Linked DNA regions of Mus musculus: region 1 is linked to region 2. Evidence: chromatin loops called from intact Hi-C (ENCODE). Cell type or tissue: heart. All regions are shown on one strand. Links, peaks and the distances in the headings refer to the core of each region. The heading gives the core; the rest is flanking DNA. Region 1 overlaps Fbxo28 (F-box protein 28). Region 2 overlaps Vmn1r1 (vomeronasal 1 receptor 1).

Region 1 (8,000 bases), core at 1-8,000, 180 kb before region 2:
CAGAAATAGCTTTAAATAATTAATTCCTACAATGTATTAAAATGTATTTGGCTGAATACAACTTTTCAGATGAGGAGGTGTGTACTTTGAGTTGGTTGCTTTCCTGGTGCTTTGGCGTGTTAAGCAGACAGATCCCTAATAAGTACCTGAGATGCTTAGAAACAAGTAGTCAAAGGTAAGAATGGAGATTCCACCCTTAGAGAACAGAACAAACTTACCTTTGAACATGTTCTTTTGGCTCATGAACCGAGTGTTCTGTTGGGAGAATTTTCAAGATAGTAAAGATGCTGTCATTGGTTCCCCTGTAACTCAAGTGGTGTTCATGCAAATAGAGTGAAATTAGTATTTCAGAACATAAATGTGACTGTATCAAGAATTCTTGCTTGTTATCTGGAATAGAAATTTCCAGTTAGCAACCAAGTATATAAAAACCATGATGCTCCATCCCAAGATATTTGTCTGGATCACTCTAGAGAATTGAATCTGCTATTTATAGCGCCTTTCATGGGGTTTCTTCAAGCTTTAGAAAGCTGAAAGTTGTAGACTGGGTTGGTGGTAGGAAATATGAAGGACGATGAAGAGGCCTTTCCTTTTGCTTAGAATTGGGCATGTCTCTGACTTGTTCCTTACTGTATCCTAGAAGTTCCCGATCTTTTCTGTTTCAGTATACCTTTATATTCTTTAAAAGTCATGATCCTAAGAGGTTACCTTAGAAACTTTTACAAAGCACAAGAACACAAAGCACACATCCATTAGCTGTCAGTGTAACAATGCATCATAGTATTGCTGTATTGCTCCAGAAACCTCAACTGGATACCTGGGAGGGAGAGAGTGGGTCTCCGCTTCCTCGTTATGAGAGGAGTTGACCATGCACAAATAGAGCACTACCCGCAGAGGAACCTGCAGAGTCTGAAGACACGAAGAGGCTTGAGGAGAGGGATTGAGACGCGCTCAAACCTGGAAGAATAGTCTTGACTGCTATTGCTGCTAGGTGGCTTCCACCTGTGCCCTATTCCACAGAGTGAGAAGCATGCTCTCCAGAACTGACGGCCTTCGGCGAGGAGAAATGTCTATGAATATTGGCAGGACGGGGGTGGAGAAGGGGCTCAGCAGTTAGAACTTTTGCTTAGCAGTCAGAAGAATGAGAGTTCAGCTTCCAAAACCGACACATATAAGCAGGTGGAAGTGGCAGACTACTTGGAATTCTAGCCGCTAAAAGTAGAGGGCCCAGAAACAAGCTAGCTGTCCATCCTAGCTGGTACTGGCAAGCTCTGGGTTTAAGAGACAGTACTTTAAGAGTAAAGTGACCTAGCACACGCCTTTAATCCCAGCACTTGGGAGGCAGAGGCAGAGGCAGAAGCAGAGGCAGGCAGTTCGATGAGTTGCAAACCTGCCTGGTCTACAGAGTGAGTTCCAAGACAGCCAAGAGTACACAGAGAAACCCTGTCTCAAAAGATCAATAACCAAAAAGAAAGAAAGAAAGAAAGAGATTATAGAAAATCACCTTATTTCTTAGCATGCACATGTGCCTACAGAGGTTAATGTGTACACATAAAACATGAAAAGAAGAATCAAACATTTTTAATCACTTCATAGAAGCCAGCTGTGTTTGTTTCCCCTGTACTGTCAGTTGGATCTCTGATGTGTCCCAAAGATCCATGCGCTCTGGCTGGCACTGACAGGAGCTGCCCAGACCTCTAACAAGTAGTGTCTACTATCAGTGGAGCTGTAGCCTGAACCCTCATCCCAGCAAATCCTCTGCCAAGTCTGGGCTTCTTTTTTCCTACCCACTGAGTTTGATTGGGGTTGTTTGTGTAAGCATGGACGTTTAAAGTGGATGCTGGTAACCCTGTGCACTAGGCTATCGCCCCAGCTCTCCAAGATCATTTTTAAAAATGAGGGATTCAAGCAAAGTTGTTTTGCTTTTTTTTGTTTTGTTTTGTTTTGTTTTTTGTTTTGTTTTGTCATTGTTGTTCTAAGTAGGGTCTCACATAGCTCAGGCTAGCTTCAGACTTGCTGTGTAGCCAAGGGTGACCTTGAACCTTGGGTCCTCTGACCCCTCCTGCAGGCTCTTCTGAAAGGATTCTAGTACAGTGAGTACAGTAATGATGCAAAGGGAGTTAGAGTCACAGAAGGCTTTAGTGAGGTGCCATCACCTCGCATTTCCAAGACACGTTTTCTACAAGGGGAAAACAGGAGCCTATGTGCTCTGTCAGGCTTGAGATGGTCTGGTCAGATGGTTTACCCAGTCTTAAGTGCAAAATGCTAGAACCAGGAGCTTGGAAGAAACCTCTATTAAATGTTGTCTTTTGCTTCTAAAATGATTGAGTCTGTATGCACAGGCTGTATGTAATCCTAATATAGTACTGTGTTCACTGTGTGAAAATCCATATCATTCAGTTTATTGGGGTGTTATTCAAGTTTCTGTCAATGGAAGAAGCCAGGATGAAATTGACTAATGGGGAGAATGGCTTGTGCAGAGAGTCTTGGAGTTCTTGTTCTATACTGGGCAGAAACCTACTACCTTGAGGCAGCAGTGGTGTTTACTCTGTGGTGGGTCAGCCCCCTTATAGCATCAGCCCCAGTGACCCACAGTTCACTAACAGGCCCTCCTTAAAGTTTTGGGCAACTCTCTTAATAGTGCCAAGCTGGAGACCAGGTCTTTAATGCCTTCCAGATCCAAATGACAGTCCAGGGTGTGCAAGTACATCTGATTTCTTCTATGAAACAATATTTTGCATGTTTTGTGTGCATGAGTGTTTACCTGTGTAGGTGCACGCACCTGCAGAGAAATAGTCTATGTTTAATCCACCTTATTCACCTCATATCATTTGGGCCTTCCAGAGTCTGTGATAGTGGAAACTTTCAGTGTATTGAACAAAATAGTTCTTAAAACATTTCACTGCTGTGAGTCAACAGTAGAGAGTCACACCATTGTGAAGTAATGGGGTTTTCTGCGTAATTTATACTAGCTATTGAAAAAGTGATGCTTGGGGCTGGTGAGATGGCTCAGTGGGTAAGAGCACCCGACTGCTCTTCCAAAGGTCCAAAGTTCAAATCCCAGCAACCACATGGTGGCTCACAACCACCCGTAATGAGATCTGATGCCCTCTTCTGGAGTGTCTGAAGACAGCTACAGTGTACTTACATATAATAAATAAATAAATCTTTAAAAAAAAAAAAAAAGAAAAAAGAAAAAGTGATGCTTATAATTTGCCTGAAACAGATTCGCCCCAGCATGGAGTTAATGTTTTACAAGACTTTAACATTCTTCTTATGTGTATGTCTGAAGGTCCTGTGCATCGATGTGTCTGTGTGGATGCATTCACAGGACTATGGAATGTGACTTGTGAGTGTGGAAGTCAGTGGTTGACAGGTCTGGTGGCGTTCATGTTGATTACAAACTAGCAAAGGCTGACCTTGAACTCAGGGTCCTCCTGCTATGTACCACCACTCTTAACTCAAGGAAAAAATACTTTAAGATTTATTTTACTTTTATTTATATGTGTGTGTTTATATCAGCCACATCTATGTAGGAGCTGTGGCGGCCAGAAGGTAATGAATTCCTTGCAGCTAGAGTTACAGGCAGTTCTGAGCCCCCTTGTGTGGCGTGGGGACCAAAGTCAGGTCCTCCAGAAGAACAGCAAGCACTTGAACTTCTTAGTCAGCATCTTAGCTCAGGACAAATTCTGAGAATAAGTTAGCATAGTATAAACAAGATAGCCATTTTTAGTGTTTCATCAGAGCACCCTCATCTTAATTGATGCCCACTTCCTTTACTGAGAACAGTGCAGATAACAGAAAACCATCAAAAAGTCTTCCTTTTTGAATTTTGGGTGCTAATAGGAGCTTGGGGCAGACTCTTTCTAATTGTTTTTCTCAGGCTAATGTAAAATGAGTTTATATTTTCTTTCAAGTGAATATCTAGGGGACAAATCACCCAAAATAGAATATTTCTTATAATTCTACCTGCTGATGATTGAGGATCGTGGTATATCTATTATACCAGGGACTGGAGAGACAGTTTAGTGGTTAAGAGCACTGACTGTTCTTCCAGAGTCCCTGGGTTTGATTCCCAGCACGCATAAGGCTGGTGTCTTAGTCAGGGTTTCTATTCCTGGACAAAACATCATGACCAAGAAGCAAGTTGGGGACGAAAGGATTTATTCAGCTTACACTTCCATACTGCTGTTCATCACCAAAGGAAGTCAGGACTGGAACTCAGGCAGGTCAGGAAGCAGGAGCTGGTGCAGAGGCCATGGAGGGATGTTCTTTACTGGCTTGCTTCCTCTGGCTTGCTCAGCTTGCTCTCTTATAGAACCAAGACTACCAGCCCAGAGATGGCACAACCCACAAGAGGACTAATAGCACCAAGAACGTCATAAACCGAGCTGACGCACACAGTCTCCTCAATTCCAAGCCAGTGCTTGACAACTTAGCGTTTATGAAAAATCAGAGGCTACCTTGATGTGCTGTACATGTTATTGCAACATCGGAGTTACATCCGAAAGTCTTTACAGGATCCTAAACAAAACTGAAGACTTCTAGGGTAGCATTTCTCAAGACAGCTAAGGCATCAGAGGGGAAAATGCTGTAAATTAAAAGGCATCATAGATTATAAGTGGCCAAGTGTTAAATGTGCACCTTAGAATTAACTAAAGCCTTCAGAGATATTAAACGAAAATTTCAAGTTTCACAAATTTATTGTGCAACTGCCTTGCATGGTTGAGAAAGACCATGATGACAAATCTAAAAAGATTTCTTAACAAATATATGTGAAAAAAGTTTATTACCACTAAAGTTAAACATAACTTTTGAAAAGGATAAATATGGCATATTAAGTCCTGAAGGAACTAATATATTAGAGAAACCTGTATTCATTTCTAATACTAAAACAGCAAGGATCAAAGAACCCACAGTGTCATTTCTGTAAAATGGTGAGTCTCATTAATTCCCTTGGAGTTTTGTTTTGTTTTGTTTGGCGGCAGGGGTGGGGGGGGGTGTTTCCAAAAATGTTTATATAGTATTTATTTTTCCTTCTCAATAAAGCTAGAAAAACTGGGACTGGAGAGACAGCAGTTAAGATCTCTTGCTGCTCTTCCAGGAGGCCTGGGTTCTGTTCCCAGCTCTCAGGTGGCAGCTCCCAGTAAGTCATTCCTAACTACAATTCCAGGGATCATCTGGCCTCTATAGGCAGCAGCCTGAACATAGTACATAGACATATATGCATGCAAAAGCCTGTACATATAAAGTAGTTTTTAAGCTAGAGAAGCTGCTAATTAACAGATGTATACATCTGTTATGTATACTTAATTTTACACCAGACATGTTTGAATTGACTGTGACTTTTAAAAACCAGAAGCGCTGCCAAAAACTGTCTCCTACATCATTCTGATTGTGTTTCCAGCCTTAATTCTTTAAGTTGATGCATAAATCTTGTACATATTTGAAAAACGATCAGTTTGTTTATTGAGGTAAAGTCTCACTTGACAATCCAAGCTGGCCTGGACTTGACATGTAGCTCAGGCTGGCCATGAATTCTACACTGGCTCTTCCTTCCAAATGCTGAGATTACAGGCATGTACCATCATGCTTGGAACTGGTTTGGGCAAACATGTTGTGTAATGTCCAAATTAGGATAAACATGGATGTCAAGACTTTGTAGTTTCTTTTATAATGGAAAAATTTTAAATCTTTTCATGGCATTTTATACTTGCACTGTACATGATTTGTGTTGTGGTTATCTTGCACTCCAGGACATGTGTGCCTCAAAATGGAGCCCAGTGACCAGTGATGAGCGAGCCTTTACCCTCCATTCCAGCCCTCTCAGCCTCTCCTCTCCACCGTTCTAGCCGCTGTCTATGCGTCCTGATAGTTTCTAACATAGGCATCATCTTTGTTTATTATGCACTGTATTTTTAATTTGTGTCTTAGGGAAACTACCAATTTGCTAGGATTAACATTATGATGTTAATAACCAGAGAAACAACATTTTCCCCCTGAGCCTTGGAAAATTATTAGTATACCCCTAAATTTAGAACTACACTTCAGATGAGGCAGTTTGGGAATTGTTTGTGCTGTGCTGTGCTGTGCTGTGCTGTGCTTTGTGTGCTATTTATTCGGTGCTCTGTGCTGTGCTCTCTGTACTGTTCTGTGCTCTGTGTACTATGCTGTGTTCTGTGTGCTGTGTGCTGTGCTGTGTGCTGTGCTGTGTTCTATGTGCTGTGTGCTGTGTTCTGTGCTCTGTGTACTATGCTGTGTTCTGTGTGCTGTGCTGTGTGCTGTGCTTTGTGTGCTATTTATTCTGTGCTCTGTGCTGTGCTCTCTGTACTGTTCTGTGCTCTGTGTACTATGCTGTGTTCTGTGTGCTGTGTTCTGTGTGCTGTGTTCTGTGTGCTGTGCTGTGTGCTGTGCTGTGTTCTATGTGCTGTGTGCTGTGTTCTGTGCTGTGCTATACTGAACCCAGAGCCTCTTGTACCCTAAGTGAGGTAGTTTAGAGTTGCAAGTTAACATACATTGGCAGCAGTGATCATTGAATGGTTTGCCATGGGGAAATGCAGTATCATCCAGTCTTTTTAAAGATGACTTTGCCCCCTTTTGAATCCTAAACAAAGGGTACATGTGTCCTTTTTGTCTGTGCTGTCAGGGTTTATTGGGCATTCATGAAAGGAGAAGGACTAATAGACACTGCGTGTCAGACGCCGTTGACTAATGCTTCGTGTGTTTGCATGTTGGCTTCTGTGGCACTGTTCTAATTTGTCTTTGTGACGTGGGCTGGGTTTTTTTTTTTTTTGTTTTGCTTTTTTCCTCTTCTGTTTTTGTCCTTTCTCTGAGCTTTTCTTGTAGCTTCCATCTGCAGACGTCAGTGGAGGCGTCATTTATAAGCATTGGTTTTTCTACCTTTCTGTTTCCTCTGAGATTCATCCATATTGATTTTAGCTGTCTCCAGTGAGTTCCCAGAAGAACATTTTAGCCCTAATATTGCAGCAGCTACAGAAATAACCAGCCAACAACTGTCTCCGCATCTTTTAAAATATTGGGGATCATCTTTTCAGAATGATTTCTCATTTTCTGATTTCCAACCTTAAGACTTGGGAAATTTCTTCTCACCTTTCCCTACACACTTGATTTGTCTTCAGAAGTATTTGCTTGGTACTTTACTCATTCCATAGTTTGTCCCTTTGCAGGCACCATAGCCTGTAGTTCTGTGTGCAGTCTTGCCTTTTGTTCCTTCAGAGCCTCATTCAGATCTTCAGTCGTGTGCCTTGTCTCTTGGGTGACTTTGGGTTTACTTGGTTCTCGTTAGTGACTCTGACCTGCTCAGATCAGTAAAGCACTCTTTACTGAATGTCTGCATGAGGAAGGAGAGGCCGTGGATCCTTTAGAATGAGCTAGATCCAGTGGAACAAGACTTGGAACAAATAATTTCAACAGTACCTTCAGATTGTTTCAGTAATAACCAACTGACCTTGGGAGTGTGAATATGTGGTTGTTTAAAAAAATTATTCCATCTCAGAACTTAGCAATGTTGCAGAGTCTACAGAGACAAGAAATATCCTAAACTTTATAGTAGAGGGTTTTTAATAGTTATCTTTTCTTCTGCTAAACTCATTTCCTGTTCCAGACGCAGCCCTCTGAAATCTTTGACTACTCCACTTCACTTTCTCTTGACTATCTGCCATCAAAGATGAGAACTGAGTCCTGTTTCTATTTCACACTTTTTCTTCCTCACCTTTCACAAAAATACGCAGTGTTCATGTTGCAGTAATATGTTTATTGCAAATTCGGGTGCTGAATGTCTAAAGTATTCTGGAGAGCCACAGAGATTCCCAAAATGGGCTCTGTAAGACTGCAGGTAACACAGTCCTGTGGTTTTGGGTTTGGTTTTGTGTGTATGGGTGTTTGGTCTGCATGTATATGTGTGTATATCTCAGGGATTTCATTTTAACAAATACAGAGCAAGTATTTGTGCGTGGATGCTATAATGGACTAGCACAGAT
Region 2 (16,872 bases), core at 3,563-11,562:
ATTAATGTTTTTTCAAACTCCATTGTGGCCGCCCACAATGTGACCTCACACATTCTCATACTGGTCACTAAATCCTGCTCTCTCTGGGTTGTTAGTGACACCATGAGACACTTACTTTCTATACTGGCTGCCTTCCGGGATGCCTCTCTAGTAGGGCTCATGGTACTTTCAAGTATATACATGGTGACTGTCTTGTGCAGACATAAAAGGCAGTGTCAGTACCTTCACAACACCAGCATTTCCCGCAAAGCATCCCCAGAGCAGAGGGCCGTCCGGAACATTCTGTTGCTAGTGAGCTTCTTTTTGGTCACGTACTGTCTGGATTCCATTGCCTCCTCCTGGAGAGTTATGTGGAATAATGACCCAACCCATCGCTGTGTCCAGATGTTTGTGTCCAGTGGTTATGCCACGTTCAGTCCTTTGGTGTTCATCAGTACTGAACAACGTATGATTAACTGTTTGAAAAACACACAGGGCCAACAGTAAATATTTGATTATTCTGTGATGAACAAGCTTCCTTCACAAGAACTAGCACATTGACTTCAGGGTAATCAATCAAGGCATACCATACATGATCTCTGGGCTAGATAAAAATAAAGACATTGAAATGCTTTCTCCGTTAAACCTACTTTTGGCATAAGCATCAAAAAATATATAGTTTACCATTGAAACATAAGCCATTCTGAAATAATAAAAGTTACTAATAATTCTAGTAGTCCGAAGGAAGACTGAATTATTACAGCATAGAGTAGCTCACATATTATATATGAGAATTTTCAACACTTTTAATATGTCAGTAGTCATGGTGGCCTTTAGTTCAATAACTAGGTATGTAAATTATTATCATGGATTATTATCATGATTGTGATCATGAATCAAAATTCTATATATTATGATCTATACACTATGAGGCTAAGAGGTAAGACCACTGACTGCTCTTCTGAAGGTCATGAGTTCACGCTCACAACCACCCATAACTAGATCTGATGCCCTCTTTTGGTGCATCTGAAGACAGTCACAGTGTACTTAAGTATAATAATAAATAAATCTTTGTGCCAGAGTAGGGCCGACAAGAGTGAGTGGGGTTGACTGGAGAGAGCAGAGGTCCTAAATTCAATTCTAAACAACCACATGAAGGCTCACAACCATCTGTACAGCTACAGTGTACTCATATACATAAAATAAATTTAAAAATCTTTTTTAAAAAGAAGAAAAGGGAGAAGGAGAGAGGGAAAGAGGAAGAGAGGGGGAGGAGGGGGAAAGGAAGAGGGGAAGGAGGAAGAGGGGAAGGAGGAAGAGGGGAAGCAGGAGAGAGATAAGGGGAGAGAGGAAAGGGGGAGGGGAAAGAAGGAGGAAGAGAAGTTATTCCCCAATGAGAGTTCTTCCTGTGTGAATCAGACTCAGATTTCACATATCAGAACGCTTGTCAGATGTCAGCCTTGGAAATCCTGCTATCTAAAAATAATGAGAAAATACATATCTATACTTTATGAACTATTCAGTCTGTGATCTTCATAGATAAGAGTCCAAATGAACTAAAATGGCCTTCAATGAGCAAAACAAAAGACATGAGACAGAACAAAGGCATGAGGATAAGTTTCCTGATTTCAAAATATATCATAAAGCTATAATAACTGGAGCATTGTGGTTCTTAAATAATAAGAAACATGCATACACTAATCAAAACCCCAAAAATATAGACATACATGCTCAGCTGACCTTTGACAAGATACACAACAGGGAAAGGACACTATTTTGAACAAATGGTCCAGAGGACAGTGGCAGAGTAATCAAACTGGACCCTTATTTCATACCTAAAAATTAGCAGAAATGGGTTAATGGTTTTTATGTGAGGCCTGAATATATAATCTAGGAGAAAACACAGCACACTATGTCACACCCAGTCCAGTGAAGACTGCATGACAGGCCCAAAATCTTGGGACACAGTTGCAGACCCGAGTTTCACGGGAACTCAGTCTCCTGGAACCTTGGCATGAATGCTCCAAACCTGTCACTGCGTTAGTCAGTGAATGGATCTGTGTGCTTTCTTTCAGTATTGTTTTATTATAGGTGCCTCCAAGAAATGATCTTACAAATACATAAATCAGGTTGAACTTTACTCCCTGGCCTTCACCCATGTCCTAGGCAGTCCTTGAGCTGACCCTGGGCTTGGAATTTCGTGAGAATGTTACTTATTCAGACAAAATGCCCCAGTGCTGACAGCAATCAGGCATCTCACAGTTGCCGGATAGGAGCTAGTAATCTCAGGGCTGGCTCAAATAGTATACTTAGAATTCTCATTACAGACATGAATGGCAGCCTACATTACATAATAGTAGAAAGAAAGTGGGTTGTGGTTTTAGGAGGAACTGAAGTATTATTCATGAAAGGGTTGTAGTACAGAATTCCCCTGGTGCATGTTTTCACTAGGCCCAGAGGAAAAGCATAATTAGGTATTTACTAAGGGACCCCTGGTGGTGGGTTTAACAGTAGACTAGCATTGCATCAGACCTTTCACCTGGTTCCTGTGAATAGCTGATTTTAGATAGGGTTGTTCCTATCTCAGTTGTAAACACTGCCTGGTTCCTGCCAGCTATTTTTTTAAAGATTTATTTATTTATTTATTTTATGTAAGTACATTATAGCTGTTTTCAGACAGACACTCTAGAAGAGGGCATCAGATCTCATTACAGATGGTTGTGAGCCACCATGTAGTTGCTGGGATTTGAACTCAGGACCTTCGGAAGAGCAGTCAGTGCTCTTAACAGCTGAGCTATCTCTCCAGCCCTCCTGCCAGCTTTTATGTATGCATTTTCTCTGTTTTGTGTAAAGAACCATTATGCATCTCAATGTACCTTGGCTGATGTATCATCTAGCTTTCTTATTTTTCTTCTGTATTATAAGTTTGGTGCTTGCTTTGAGAAATTACATTCAGATATAGCACTCTCTCTGGTGTCCATGTCTGTTTGTCATCCACCAACTCCTTGCTCACCTGTACTTGTGGGAAGCCACATGTGCCGTTGCAGAGTGGCACTGACTACTGCTGGCCACCACGTATAAGTTTGGACAAACAACCAATGTGTACATATGCAGTAAAGTTTTTTGCAAAGACACTGCCTGGCCTGGGCATGATAATGAGGCTTTGGGAGTATAACCAATCAGATGTGAGACATGCAAATGAGGTATGATAATGAGGCTCTGTGAGGTACACAGAGAGAGAGTAGCCAATCAGATGAGGAACATGCAAATGAGGCTTAGTGCATAACCAATCCGGGTGTGAAACACGCCTCTCCTAGGCCTATAGAAGCAGCACCAGTTCTGGGCTCAGGGTCTCTTCGCCTCTGCAATCAAGCTCTCCCAATAAACGTATGCAGAAGGATCCTGTTGCAGCGTCGTTACTGCTGGCCAGTCCGGTGCGCGCAAGATGTACTGGTACCCTGATTCTCCTGTGGGTTGAGGGGCCGGCTGAGGCCAGTTTGCAGCACAATTACCAATCTCTCCCTGTCCTCTAAGGACATGATCATCATTCTGATCTGCTTGTTATTCAATGTACACGTGTGTCAACTTACACTATATTACACAAGTATGTAAACTTGTCTGTCAATCTAGAATAAATTTGTGAGGATAACATTTAAAATGTTTATTAGTGTATTTGTGTGTGTGTGTGTGTGTGTGTGTGTGTGTGTGCATGTGTGCACCTGTGAGCATGGTGTATATACAGGGGAAGTTACCATGACATACATGGAGAAGTCAGAGGACAATGTTTTGGAGTCAGGTCTCCCCTTCCACCTTTCTGTGAGCTCTGGGGATTGAACTGGTAATCATCAAGCCTGCACAGCAAGCTCCTTAGGCTTTAGAGTAGGCTCAGCTGATTACCTAGTTGGATCTATTACACATCAACAAGATAAACTTGGTTTCTTGGAGATATGGCTCATCTAGAATCTGACAAGAGAAATATAAAAGGATCCTGAGCATGTTATGCCAGATAAGATATGTGTCCCAAAATATAAATTCATGACAAAAGATACAAAAACTAAGCTAAGGGGGCTGGAGAGATGACTCAGTGGTTAGGAGCACTGACTGCTCTTCCAGGGGTCCTGAGTTCAATTCCCAGCAACCACATAGTGGCTCACAACCATCTGTAATGGGATCTGATACCCTCTTCTGGTGCGTCTGAAGACAGCTACAGTATTCATATACATTAAATAAATAAATAAATAAATAAATAAATCTTTAAAAAGAAAAAGAACTAAGCTAAAAGAACTTGAAACCGCTGTGCGTGGTGGCACATGCCTTTAATCCCAGCACTTGGGAGACAGAGGCAGGGGGATCTATGAGTTTGAGGCCAGTCTGGTCTACAGAGTGAGTTCCAGGACAGCCAGAGCTACACAGAGAAACCCTGTCTCATAAAACAAACAAAACAAAACAACAACAACAACAAAAAGATCTTGAAACCATGAACATGGAAAGAATGTGATTAGTAAAATAAATGGTTTCAGTCATAGGCCATATCTGAAAGCATAAAGTGAATATGTCATTCCATACCGATGTAATGACATGGGAGATACACAAGGGATGGGAAAGAAATCTTACAGAAGTATCTCCTCTGACAGACAGAGCTGCCTTTTCTTTATGTAACTTGCTTACAAAGAAAGGAATCATGGGACTGGGGAGATGGCTCAGTCATAGAGAGCCTGTCGTGCAAGCATAAGGGCCTGAGTTCAGGTCCCCAGAATCCATGTGACAGGCTGGATGTGTCCTCACACACACCTGCAACCCCAGTGTGTCAGAGTTCTAGAACAGAACTTATAGGATGAATATATATATATACAATCTCTCTGTATATGTACACATGCTATATGTACAGAATGTAGTATGTATGTATGTATAAAGAAGATTTATTAGAATGGCTTACAGGCTCTGGTCTAACTAGTCCAACCACGGCTGTGTACAAACAGAAGGTCCAAAGTCCAGCAGTTGTTTAGTCTACAAGACTAGATGTCTCAGGTGGTCTTCAGTATACACCAGAATCAGAAAGAAGCAGGCTCTAATGCCAGGGAAGGAAGGAACTCGCTAGTGAGAGCAAGCAGGCAGAGGAAGAACTTCCTTCTTCCGTGTCATTTATATGGGCTGCCAGCAGAAGGCGTGGCCCAGGTTAAATGTGGATCTTCCCACTTCAAAGATCTAGATTAGAAGTGGGTCTTCCCATTTCAAATGATTTAACTGAGAAAAAACAAATCCCACCCAGGTGTGCCCAGCCATTTCGGGTTTTAGTTAATTCCAGAAATAGTCAAGTTGACAACCAAGAATAGAATCACACCCAAAAAACGAGGAGGTGGTGTGGAGACAAGCGGGTTCCTGAAGATCATTAGCCAGCTTGCCTAGCTGAACTGATGGGCTTCTGTTTCAGTAGGAGACCTTGTCTTAAAAAATACAGGTGGAGCCCAAGTTGGCCTCCAACTCATGCCTCCTGCATGACCCTACTGGTGTGTGCCACCACAAGGAGCAGAGACAAAGGAAAGGCCATCCAGAGACTACCCCCACCTGGGGATCCATCCCATATACAGCCACCAAACCCGGATGTTATGTGGATGCCAGGAAGTGCTTGCTGATGGGAGCCTGATAAGGCTGTCTCCTGAGAGGTTCTGCCAGAACCTGACAAAGACAGAGGCAGAAGCTTGCAGCTAACCATTGGACTGAGCTCGGGAGTCCCCGATGGGGGAGTTGGGGAAGGGACTGAAGAAGCTGAGGGGGTTTACAGCCCCATGGAGGGAGCAACAGTGTCAACAGGCTGGACCCCCTGGAGCTCCCAGGGCCTGGACCACCAACCAAAGAATACACATGGAGCCACCCATGGTCCTGGCCAAATATATGGCAGAGGATGGCCTTGTTGGACATCAGTGGGAGGAGAGGCTCTTGGGCCTGAGGTGTTTGATGCCCCAGTGTAGGGGAATGCCAGTGAGGGAAGATGGAAGTGGGTGGGAGGGAGAGCATCCACATAGAGGCAAGGAGAGGAGGGATGGGATAGGAGGTTCCTGAAGGGGAGACCTGGAAAGGGGAAAACATTTGAAATGTAAATAAAGAAAATACCCAATCAGGCCTAGTCGGCCATCACTGCAAAGAGAGGCCCATTGGACTTGCAAACTTTATATGCCCCAGTACAGGGGAACGCCGGGGCCAAAAAGGGGGAGTGGGTGGGTAGGGGATTGGGGGGGTGGGTATGGGGGACTTTTGGGATAACATTGAAAATGTAAACGAGGAAAATACCTAATAAAAAAAAAAAAAGAAAAGAAAATACCCAATCAAAAACAAAGAGAAAAGGAAAGGAAAGGAAAGGAAAGGAAAGGAAAGGAAAGGAAAGGAAAGGAAAGGAGAGGAGAGGAGAGGAGAGGAGAGGAGAGGAGAGGAGAGGAGAGGAGAGGAGAGGAGAGGGGAGGGGAGGGGAGGGGAGGGGAGGGGAAGGGAAGGGAGGGGAGGGGAGGCGAGGGGAGAAAACAAAGCATATTGTGTGGGAATAAAAAAAAATACAGACCCTGTCTCAAAAAACAAAAACAAAAAATACAGATGGAGAACAGTCAAGAAAAAACACCCACTACTGACCGATACCTTACACACACACACTAGCACACATGCATGAGTATGCACACACACTCTAGCACACACATGCATGTACACACACCACATACACACATACTCACATACAGGCATTCGCACAAAGATGACCCTAGTGCTGGAGAGACAGAGGCAGGCAGATCTCTGGGAGCTCAGTGGCCAGCCAGACCAGCCAGATGGGTAAGTTCCAGGTTAGTGAGCGATCCCATCTCAAAACACAAGAGGGAAGGCTGAGGAGAGGGTTCGCTGAGTTCAGATCTTCAGCTTCCACATAAAATTAGGTTGTGGTGGCATGCTCTCATAACTCTAGTTCTTAGGGTGTGGCCAGTAAAAACAAATAGATTCTCCCTGGGGACTTACAAGTCTAGCCAGGATGTCAAACTTCATGTTCTGTGAGAAACCCTATGTCAAAAATTAAAGTGAAGCCGGGTGGTAGTGGCTCACACCTTTAAACCCAGCACTTGGGAGACAGAGGCAGGTGGATTTCTGAGTCCCAGGACGGCCTGGTCTACAAAGTGAGTTCCAGGACAGCCAAGGCTACACAGAGAAACCCTGTCTGGAAAAAAAAAAAAAAAATTAAGGTGGAAAGCAATAGAAGATACTTGAAGTTGACCTCTGACCTACCAACACACACACACACACACACACAAATTGTGAACCAATACACAGTGGACAGGTCAAATGATAGGAAAAATGATGCCATAAAATAAATACCTGTAACTCCACACTTAATATAATTCAATAGCTTAATAAATAATTCAGTGGGGGATAGAGAGACAGCACAGTAGTTAAGAGCACTTCCTGCTCTTCAAGAAGAGCCAGGTTTGGTTCCAAGCATGCACATGACAGCTCACAACCATCTGTTAAAGCCTATTGCAAGGGATCTAGTGCCCTCTTCTGGCTGCCATGAGTATTGCATACACATGGTGCAAGACATAAATGCAGACGAAACACTCATACTCAAAAATAAAAATAAATAAATCTTTCTCTAAAAGATGAAGTGGGAAAAGGGACCTCTTGTTTGTTTGTTTGGTTGGTTGGTTGGTTTGGTTTAGTTTTTCGAGACAGGGTTTCTCTGTGTAGCCCTGGCTGTCCTGGAACTCACTCTGTAGACCAGGCTGGCCTCGAACTCAGAAATCTGCCTGTGCTGCCTCCCGAGTGCTGGGATTAAAGGCGTGCACCACCACGCCCAGCTGGGACCTCTTTTATACAGTAAAACTCCAAACTGAGAAATACAAAAACCAGGAGTCAGGAGAAACTACAGCAAGAAGCAAGACCTCGCCTTAGCACCAATCACATCAGACCTCCACTTGATATCTTTTATTCAGTTCTTCCTACTTATTTATTTCCTTCCCTTTTCTGCCCTTTTGCATTGCTGGATACTGAAGCTAGGGCCTGGTGCAGGCTCAGCAAGCTTTCTGCAGTGGAGCTAAGTCTGAGCGTGTCCTTATTTTCCTTACATCTTCCTTTTTCTTCCTCGCTCCCTAACCCGAAAATACAGGCTTTTAAAATAAATATATTAACTGTTCAGTAACACATAACAACTACTCCTGTTAACTCAGAACTCTAAAATTCAACCAAAAACTTATAACCGTAGAGTATGCCTTTAACCCCAGAAATGGCTGCTACTGATTTGCTAATGACACGGTGCCCTCCGGTGTTTAAATGATTCTATTCTTAGCACCTCCTTCCCTGACCCACATGGTACCTTGGAAAACTAGGTGCCAGCAATCAGGCAAAGAGTGTGCCTACAGCCTCAGGAGAGGAGCCAGGCTAGAAGACTTCCCAAAGCTCCATCCAGAGAGCTGTCATTCTGTCTTGGAATTTCCTGAGAAAACTTCAGAGGTCATCTGCTTATGTTACCCAGTATGCTTTTCCCTGTGACTGCAAACACGATTAGTGACAATTATATCTCGTGCAGCCTCTTGAGGTGGCTGATAATGACACTTTGCCTAGGCAGGAGTCCAACACAAGATTTTAACCTTCCTACGCCAAGAGTGGATGGAATGCCCAGACACACACTGTCCTGCAGGAGAGAGAGAGTCACCAGGTCTATGCCTTGTATTTATCAGCATATACTAATTCCGGGTTAACAGTGTTCAGTGAAGCATCTCACATGAGGAGAATGGATCACATCCAACAAACCCCCCCTTCTCCTTTTACCCCTAATCTTTTCCAATATTTAATTTCCAGTCTTTACTAACCACTATTTAACTTTCAGTTGCATATCTTTCTTTTATTTTTAATTTTCATTTTAAAATTTTTATTACTGTTGTTGATGTTGTTGCTGTTTGAGAGAGGGTTTCTCTGCGGAGCCCTGGCTGTCCTGGAACTTACTGTGTAGACCAGGCTGGTCTCTAACGCAGGGATCCATCTGCCTCATGATCCCCAGTGCTGGATCCAATTAAAGGTGTGAATCACCACCACCACCTAGCTACTTGTCTGTCTTTAAAACAAAAACAAAAAACAGAACAAAACAAAACAACAACAACAAACCTCTCTAGTTAATAGGCAGTGTTAATAGGCAAAGCGGGAATTTGTGACTTCAAAGAGTTTCAAGAATGAGCCTATCTGCACATTCCAGAGAGCATTGTGGTAATATCCCTTTGTGGTTATTGTGGTTAGACATCCTTCCATCTCCTGTCCTCAGTCAGGACACTGAGTTAGAAGACAGGGAAATTATGGAGACGTGAGAAAGGAGAGCAGTTCCTTCCCTGGTGTTCTAGTTTTCTTTCTTTTGCTGTCATAAATACTGTGACCAAAGGCAACGCAGGGAGGGAGAGGTTTATTTGGCTATCGGTTACAGTCCATCACCAAGAGAAGCCGGGGCAGGAGCATAAACGGACACTGAGGCGGAAACCATGGAAGACAGCCACCCACTGGGTTGGCTCCTTAGAGTGGACACCTATGGAGGCAGAGGTTTGTTTGTGCCTTTGTTCACTGTTTGCATTCTTAAACAGCCCAGGTCTGCCTGCGTAGGGACAGCACCGCCTACAGGGGGCTAGTGAAAGAAAGATGAAATTTCAAGACATGTAAGTCATATAAAGTTACTCAGAAATTGCTGGTTGTTTGTGAGCCTAGAGGCTGCCTGGGACTGAGAAAAAAGAAAAACAAACCCGGGTATGCCCCGTAGTTAAAACATTCCTGGGAACAGCTTAACCTTAAAGATAAAGAGGAATGTGAGGACATAACAGGGCTATCTGAACTGAGACAACAACTCACAGAACTCTGACACCCTGCACGTACATGTAATTTTTCTGTTGATGTTTGAATAAGGCAGTAGTGTGTCGCTATGCTGAATTCCACACCCCTAAACCCCTTACCCCATAAAACCCCCTAGCTTTCGAGCCTCGTGGCCGACATCCGTTATCTCCTGTGTGGGATGCATGTCGGTCCGGAGCTCCGTCATTAAACGACCTCGTGTAATTACATCAAGGCCTTTTCATGATTCTTTGGGTGCCCGCCGAATCGGGAATTGAGTGGGGGTTTCCCCACTAGGTTCTATCACTAGCACCGCCTACAGTAGGTGGGGCCTTCCTACATCAAATAGCAATTAAGAACACACCTCACAGAGCCAATCAGATCACGGCAGTTCTTCAGCTGTGGTTCTTCTCTGCTTGCTGGGAACTCGCTGTCAAGGTGACAACTAAAGCTAACCGTGACATCAAGAAGTCTGGCTAAAGCCTCTCACGAGGAAAGAAAACAAAACAAAACAAAACAAAACAAAACAAGAAACCCAAAGAACAACAACAACAAAAACCAACAAGAATTCCTTCACAATTAAGAACCGTCTTCCTCTCTTCTGGAATCTTCTAGGAATCCACCAGAAACCTGATTCTACAAAGAAAGGCATGCACCTCCCCCCGCCCCGAAAATCCCTTGAACAACTTTAATGGCATCTAGTTTTATGTGACCAAGTTATAATTCCAACTGAGCTGCCCCTGAAGCCTCACAGTCCCAGGTGTCAAAAGGAAAAGGGGAAAGCAGTCTTCTAAGATGTCCCTTGGGAACCACACGTACACATGCTTACTGCTGTGACACTCCCTTGGGGAGCCCACACTCACACTTGGGTGAGTCTTTCTTTTTTCCTTACCCCACAATGTCCTAGCCTCAGATATCTTTAAAAAGATCTTCAACACTGCTTCAAACTGCCTGGGCCTGAAATTCTTTTTTTTTTTTTTTTTTTTTTTTTTTTGGTTTTTCGAGACAGAGCTTCCCTGTATAGCCCTGGCTGTCCTGGAACTCACTTTGTAGACCAGGCTGGCCTCGAACTCAGAAATCCGCCTGCCTCTGCCTCTGCCTCTGCCTCCCGAGTGCTGGGATTAAAGGCGTGCACCACCACGCCTGGCTTAATTCTTTTTTGCATTGAAGCCACCAATCCCAGTTTGGCCTGAGTGGAGGCTCCTAAAACATTAGAGGAACTCTTAAGGTTATTCAGGGTGACAATGTGTAGCCCTGTCTCTGTCCCCTCACCGCTGACAGCATGCTCAGAGGTGAGGTTTACAACAACTCAGCAAAAAGGAACAGGGCCATGGTGGCAACATTAGGGTAGCACCTATGGACTCCGCGTTTGTGCCTGTGTTCACAGTTTGCATTCTTGGCCCCCAATGAAAGACCACCGAAGGGAGACCCTCACTCAAGTCTCGGGATAATAGTGGACCCTCCAAGAACTCAAGAGAGACTAAACTTGATGCAAACCACAGGAGGCTTTATTCGGGGAAAGCCAGAGCTCTGGGGACGACTCATATCCCATGCAGGGGTAGAAGAGTCGATCCCGAGGGGGAAGGGGTCCCAGTTTTTATAGGCCCTCAGGGGGGGGGGGAAGGAGAAGAGGGGAATAGGGGATTTCCCAATCTAAACAATGTCTATTCTAAAATGATTTCTCAAGAAATGGGTATGGGAGGGGTACAAGGAAAGAGTCTGGTGCAGATGCACCCCGGATTGGCCCCAGCTGTGGTTGCTGGGGAGATTTTCTGACTCTTTCTCAGCAACCAATATCACAAACACCTGGCAGTGAGGTGCAGCAGTGGGCACACACATGGATTCAAGGAACGGTCAGAACATTGGCAGACACATGTGTTCAAAGAGCAGCCAGAGCATTGTGCACCTCTATTTTTCTAAATCAGTGAAGCTAGTTCTGCTAACAATTAAATCTATTTTGCCAGTTTCAGGGCTTCTGTGACCTTTTACATTCTGTCAGGATCTTTCAGGCCATTAGCAGCATCTGGTCTTCATTAGCAAGCGGGCTGTGACGGCACACCCCTTTGATCCCAGCACTCGGGAGACAGAGGCAGGTTGTGTGGTCGAAGCCAGTCTGGTCTACAGATGGAGTTCTAGGACAGCCTGGACTGTTACACAGAAAACACCCTGCTCAGGCCTCCCCCTGGTGGGCTGTGGGCTCTGTTTAACTCGAGGGAGTGCACAGCCCTGTGCATGCTAACAGAACTCCTGCAGGACATCCTGACCACACACACACATAGAGACACACTCACACATACACAGGCACACACACTCACATATACACAGGCACACACACACACACTCACACACATAGACACACATATACACAGGCACACACACTCACACACACACACACACACACAGAGACACATAGACACACACACATATATACAGCTCTATATATACACACAGCCACACATGCACAGACACACACACACAGAGACACAGGCACACATGCACACACATATATTCATACACATTCAAAGAAGGGGAGAGGAAATTTCGTGAAAAATTACCAAACAGAAAATCCTTTAACCTGATAGCCCCTCAGTAGGCTCACAAGCCAAGAGGGAGCTCTAACTGGGTCATTGGAAGTCCGTGGGGATTTGTTTCTAAAATCCAGAAAGCTTCCCCTTCCGTACAATTTTACTATAACCAATTTAGAATGAAACTTAACCATGAGCCATCCTAACAGCAGCTCCAGGGTACACATAAGCAAGAGCTCTCAGCACTGCCCAGCCTGGCTCAGGAGCTGTTCAGGACACAGCAGCATACTAAGCTGCTGAAGACACGTGGCAGGCCCTAGCCTGCCTGGGCTACACTTCATCCTTTCTGTCACGTTCCACATGAGAGCCCACAATTCCGGTCCCTTTTCTGGTCAGATGCCCCTGTTCCTTCCTCCAGGCAGTGCGGAACAGCAGGTACACCATCTGCCAACCATCCTTGCTTTTGTCCTAGGAGACCCAGAACATGAAAGTGGGTTTAGCCACACCCTCACACCCTAAGTTCAAATGCGGACCCTCAGAGGACAGTCACTGAGAGCCTGATTCTCAGTCACAAAGAGGTCCTCCCAAGAGATCAGAATTCGTATGTGCTGGGTTCATATTCAACTTGAAAACAAGGCATTTCCTCACATCCTGCCTTTGAAGCCTGAGTGGACCTTTCTGGAAACCAAGGGGCCAGCTCCCTTTCGACAAGACACCGACTCACTGCTGGAGCACCTGGCCCCACCTCTGAGCTGAAAAGAATCAAGGCCCAGAGAGCACCAAGGACCTGCTCTTCTGTCTCTGATTCCCATCAGATAAAAAACAAAACAAAAACAAAAAAACTGCATCTCTAGCCAGGCGGTGGTGGCGCGCGCCTTTAATCCCAGTACTTGGGAGGCAGAGACAGGCAGATTTCTGAGTTCGAGGCCAGCCTGGTCTACAAAGTGAGTTCCAGGACAGCCAGGGCAACACAGAGAAACCCTGTCTCAAAAAACCAAAAAAGTAGAAGAAGGAGGAGAAGGAGGAATCAACAAGTTAATATGTAACATATAGTTGGGAATAAATTAGAGAAGAAATAATGCTGTAGTCAAAGGGTTTTTGAGTGTGCCCTAAAAAGGATAAGTGTCAGGAACTGTCTTCTTGGAAGCAGCAGTGTGGGGGGGGGGCTGCATCCTGTTAAAATTGGGGAAGCATGCTTCAGGGGAAATGTCAGGCAGTGAGAAGCAGGAGCCTAGCCAGAATGTGGTCAGTAACCATGAGAGCTAAAACAGCTCAGAGGGAGAAACGGTGCTCTCCTTTTAGTTGGAGTGTGCTGTAGTTTGGATCTTCTATGTCCCCCACAATGGCCACGTCTTTGTTTGAAAGCTTTGACCTCAGAAGGTAGAGCATTGTCCCGTGGTACTGTCGGAAGTGGTACAACCTACGGGAGGTACAGCATTGTGGAAGGAACCTTGGCCAGTGGGAAAATGAGGATGTTGGGACCCTGGCTTGCATGAGGGGAACAGCTTAGCTCCACCACTTGCTCCCATAATGCACTGCATTCACTGTTTCCCAGGCACCGTAAGTGCTCAGCTAACATATCTCAGACCTTTGAACAACTCAAGGAGTGAGAACCAAGCCAATCCAAAGCTTACAGCTACACAGAGGCAAAGAGAGGTGATTTCCTTTCCACCGGCCTCAGAGTGATGGTAAATGATGAAGCTAGAGCTTCAACCTTTCCAGAGCCCCCACTGACAGCAATAGCTGACTGTAGAGGGGTTTGGATGTCTGTCCACAACATAATGTAACTCCTGGGCCTTAAGCGACTTTGTCTCTGTCTCCAGCAGGCGGCGCCAAAGCAAGGAACAACTATGCACCTGACCCGCCTACGCTTGAAGTTTGGCTGAAAATGGAACTGGCACCAAGTCAAGATCCGTGTTCTTTCCTTCCCTGGATCCAAATAGAATGCGCCAATGGGAAGAGAGATCCTGGCTCCAAATAGAATGCACCAATGGGAAGAGAGATCCTGGCTCCAAATAGAATGCACCAATGGGAAGAGAGATCCTGGATCCAAATAGAATGCACCAATGGGAAGAGAGATCCTGGCTCCAAATAGAATGTGCCAATGGGAAGAGAGATCCTGGCTCCAAATAGAATGCGCCAATGGGAAGAGAGATCCTGGACCTGCCTGCCTGCAGTGAGTCCTACTAAGTCACAAAGCAATAAAACTCTGTGTCTTTGAATCCATTTCCTTCCCTGCATTGGAGGGAACCCAAGTCCCCCAAAGATTAGACGACCTGTACATCGTAAGCGCAGAGAACTCTCCACAAGTCAACCTATCTTGGATCAGAAAACTAAGAGTGGTAGAGCCGGAATCTCACTCACCCAGGTTTAGTCAACCTGAAAGAGCGTGGTGTTTTCCGAAAGGCGTGGTCGTGTTGTGATGGAGCTCTGTGCGGGTGCTGTGGATAGCGGTAGAGGTGAAGAAGGGGGAGGCGATGTCATGGTTGGGGTTTTAGGTTTTTTGCTTGGTGGTTTGGGTTGTTTGAGACGGGGGTGTAAGTTCGTCCTCAGGCTACCCTCAAACTCAAGGTCCTCTTGCCTCCACCTCCCAAGTCCTGCCCTCCCAGACCCGGTGAGCTGAGCTGTTTCCGCAGTTGCATGCTCCCACCGTGATGTTCTGTGCTCTCTGAAACAAGGAGCATAAACAGACTGCCCTGCCTTACAAGTTGATCCAGTTCAGGTATTTTATATCAGCGAACCTGGCTGACAGAGCCACGTTGGTCTCTCATACAATCTTTTCCATTTCAGTGACAGAATCTTTCAGTTATTACATGGGATATTTAAAAGTTCAATAGCTGATACCAGAGCTTTAAAAAAAAATTGTCAAGGTTCTGTCCTGTGGGAACTCAGGACTTTATTTAATTAATTTTATTTATTTATGTAATCCCTCCATGATTCACATTCCTCTTGCTGTAAAAATGATGGTGGTGATGATGGTGGTGGCAGTGGCGCAGAGTGATGATGACGACGACGATGACGACGACGACGACAACGACAATGGTGCTAACAATAACAATTCCTATCTCTTGGCACTGTCGGGGGTTTAGCTGAGTTAACAGGCTGAAGCTCTGAGTGATAGAGGCTGGCATACCACCGTGCCACCTCTGGCCTTGATGATCAAATCAATCCTCAAGCGAGTTGCTCTTGGAGGGTAGAGAAGGGGTTTATTCACCCAGCTGTTTGTTTTGGTGTGATTCCCAACCTTGTGCTGTTCTCCTGCTCCTCTCGTTCGCCTCTCCGAGAAAGTGTTTGCTCTGACATCCTGGTCTGCTCCCAGGATCTGCCCCACTGTCCAGGTGGTAAACATCCCACAATGTTTGTGACACACGACCCATTCCTCTAAGGTATTGATGGCACGTATTGGGAAGAGAGGGTGCGTCAGAGAGGTGTTCTAGAGGAGGCCATTCGGGCCTTGGTACTGTCTCCGTGGGGAGAAAGGAACCTGGGGAGAGAAAGGAGGAAGCACAGAGCGCGGACTTGGCAGCTAGAGAGGGCACAGGCACGGTGACACACGGGCCACTGAGCCCACTGCCTCTGTGCGCTAGCCTCGAGGGCTAGGGTGACTGATGAGACGGCCAGAAGCGGAGATCCGGAGAGGGCTCCAGTTGGGACTGTGGACTAGAATGGCTGCTACGTGTTCCTGGTGTTTCCTCACAACATGGCAGTCATTGACTTCTTCTGTGGTGGCTCAGGGACCCAGTATGAAAGGGATTGAAGTCACAGCCAGTGAGCATCATTTATCATCCAGGACTACGATCCTTGCAGCTCTGGCTTTCTGCCTTAGCAGTGGAAGCCAGCAGGCGCCGGCCCAGATACAAACTCAGAGGGCACAGAGAATCCCTGGCAAATACGTTGCTTTACTGCGTTCTGAAAGTCTCCGACCCACGGTCATGTCTATCCCGGAGTCTCTCTGGCCAACCTGGCCCCACTGTACCCCATCCTTCCTGCCCCTGTGGAGTTCCTAGAAGACACGCAAGCCAGATGAGTCCCCTGTGTCGTCCCCCCAGTGTCCTGTTACTGGGAATCCCAGCCCTCGCTTCCTCTAGGGTCTGCATGAGCACACTCCTCCCTTCCAGCTCCTCACCCTATTGTTCTGGGGAATGGCACATCACCCACTCTGAGGTCTCCACACTTCTGAGCTTCCTCACCAAATGTTCCTCTCCCCCAAATTTGAGCACAGTGACCCTGTGACCTTTAGGGATCAGCTTGGCTCTCCTTCACAGATCTAAGTGAGATTCCCCAACACCCAATGTTCTCTCTCCAGGACTGAAGTTGTGTGTGCTCGCTTACTGGTTTATTGTCTGCCTCTTCAGTGGCTCCCTGGGGAAGAATTCTTACCTTCCTTGTATCCATGGGGACCACCACAGTGCCTTGCATACCTTGGTAAGCCATAAACAAATGCATGAACAACGGCTTCCATATGGAAGGTAGTGGTGTGTGATTGTAGCTCAGAAAGACATCTACCCTCCTTCGTAGTAGGAAGTAGGAAAAG

The links. A loop is a pair of places that touch in the nucleus more often than their neighbours do. Peaks named below come from ENCODE experiments on the same cell type or tissue, not always from the same donor. Only the 100,000 strongest peaks of a DNase experiment are listed, where the experiment ranks them.
Region 1: a loop joins it to region 2, with 2.4 times the contacts of the local background. A loop is called at or near these places in 7 of 42 quality-filtered maps.

The regions. Positions count from the first base shown.
Region 1 is chr1:182,330,687-182,338,686 of GRCm38, reverse strand. All of the region lies in intron 1 of Fbxo28 (F-box protein 28), which reads left to right. Among named protein-coding and RNA genes, the nearest start is that of Fbxo28, 6.9 kb to the left of the region's middle. In heart, for the core only: no CTCF peak of the experiment used is centred there; no DNase peak of the experiment used is centred there.
Region 2 is chr1:182,140,792-182,157,663 of GRCm38, reverse strand. Vmn1r1 (vomeronasal 1 receptor 1) reads left to right here. Exons shown (of 1, transcript NM_001166728.1): 1 at 1-486. The coding sequence ends at 486. Among named protein-coding and RNA genes, the nearest start is that of Vmn1r1, 8.9 kb to the left of the region's middle. In heart, for the core only: a CTCF peak has its summit at 7,510 (motif pointing left); no DNase peak of the experiment used is centred there; H3K27ac peaks cover 700 bases.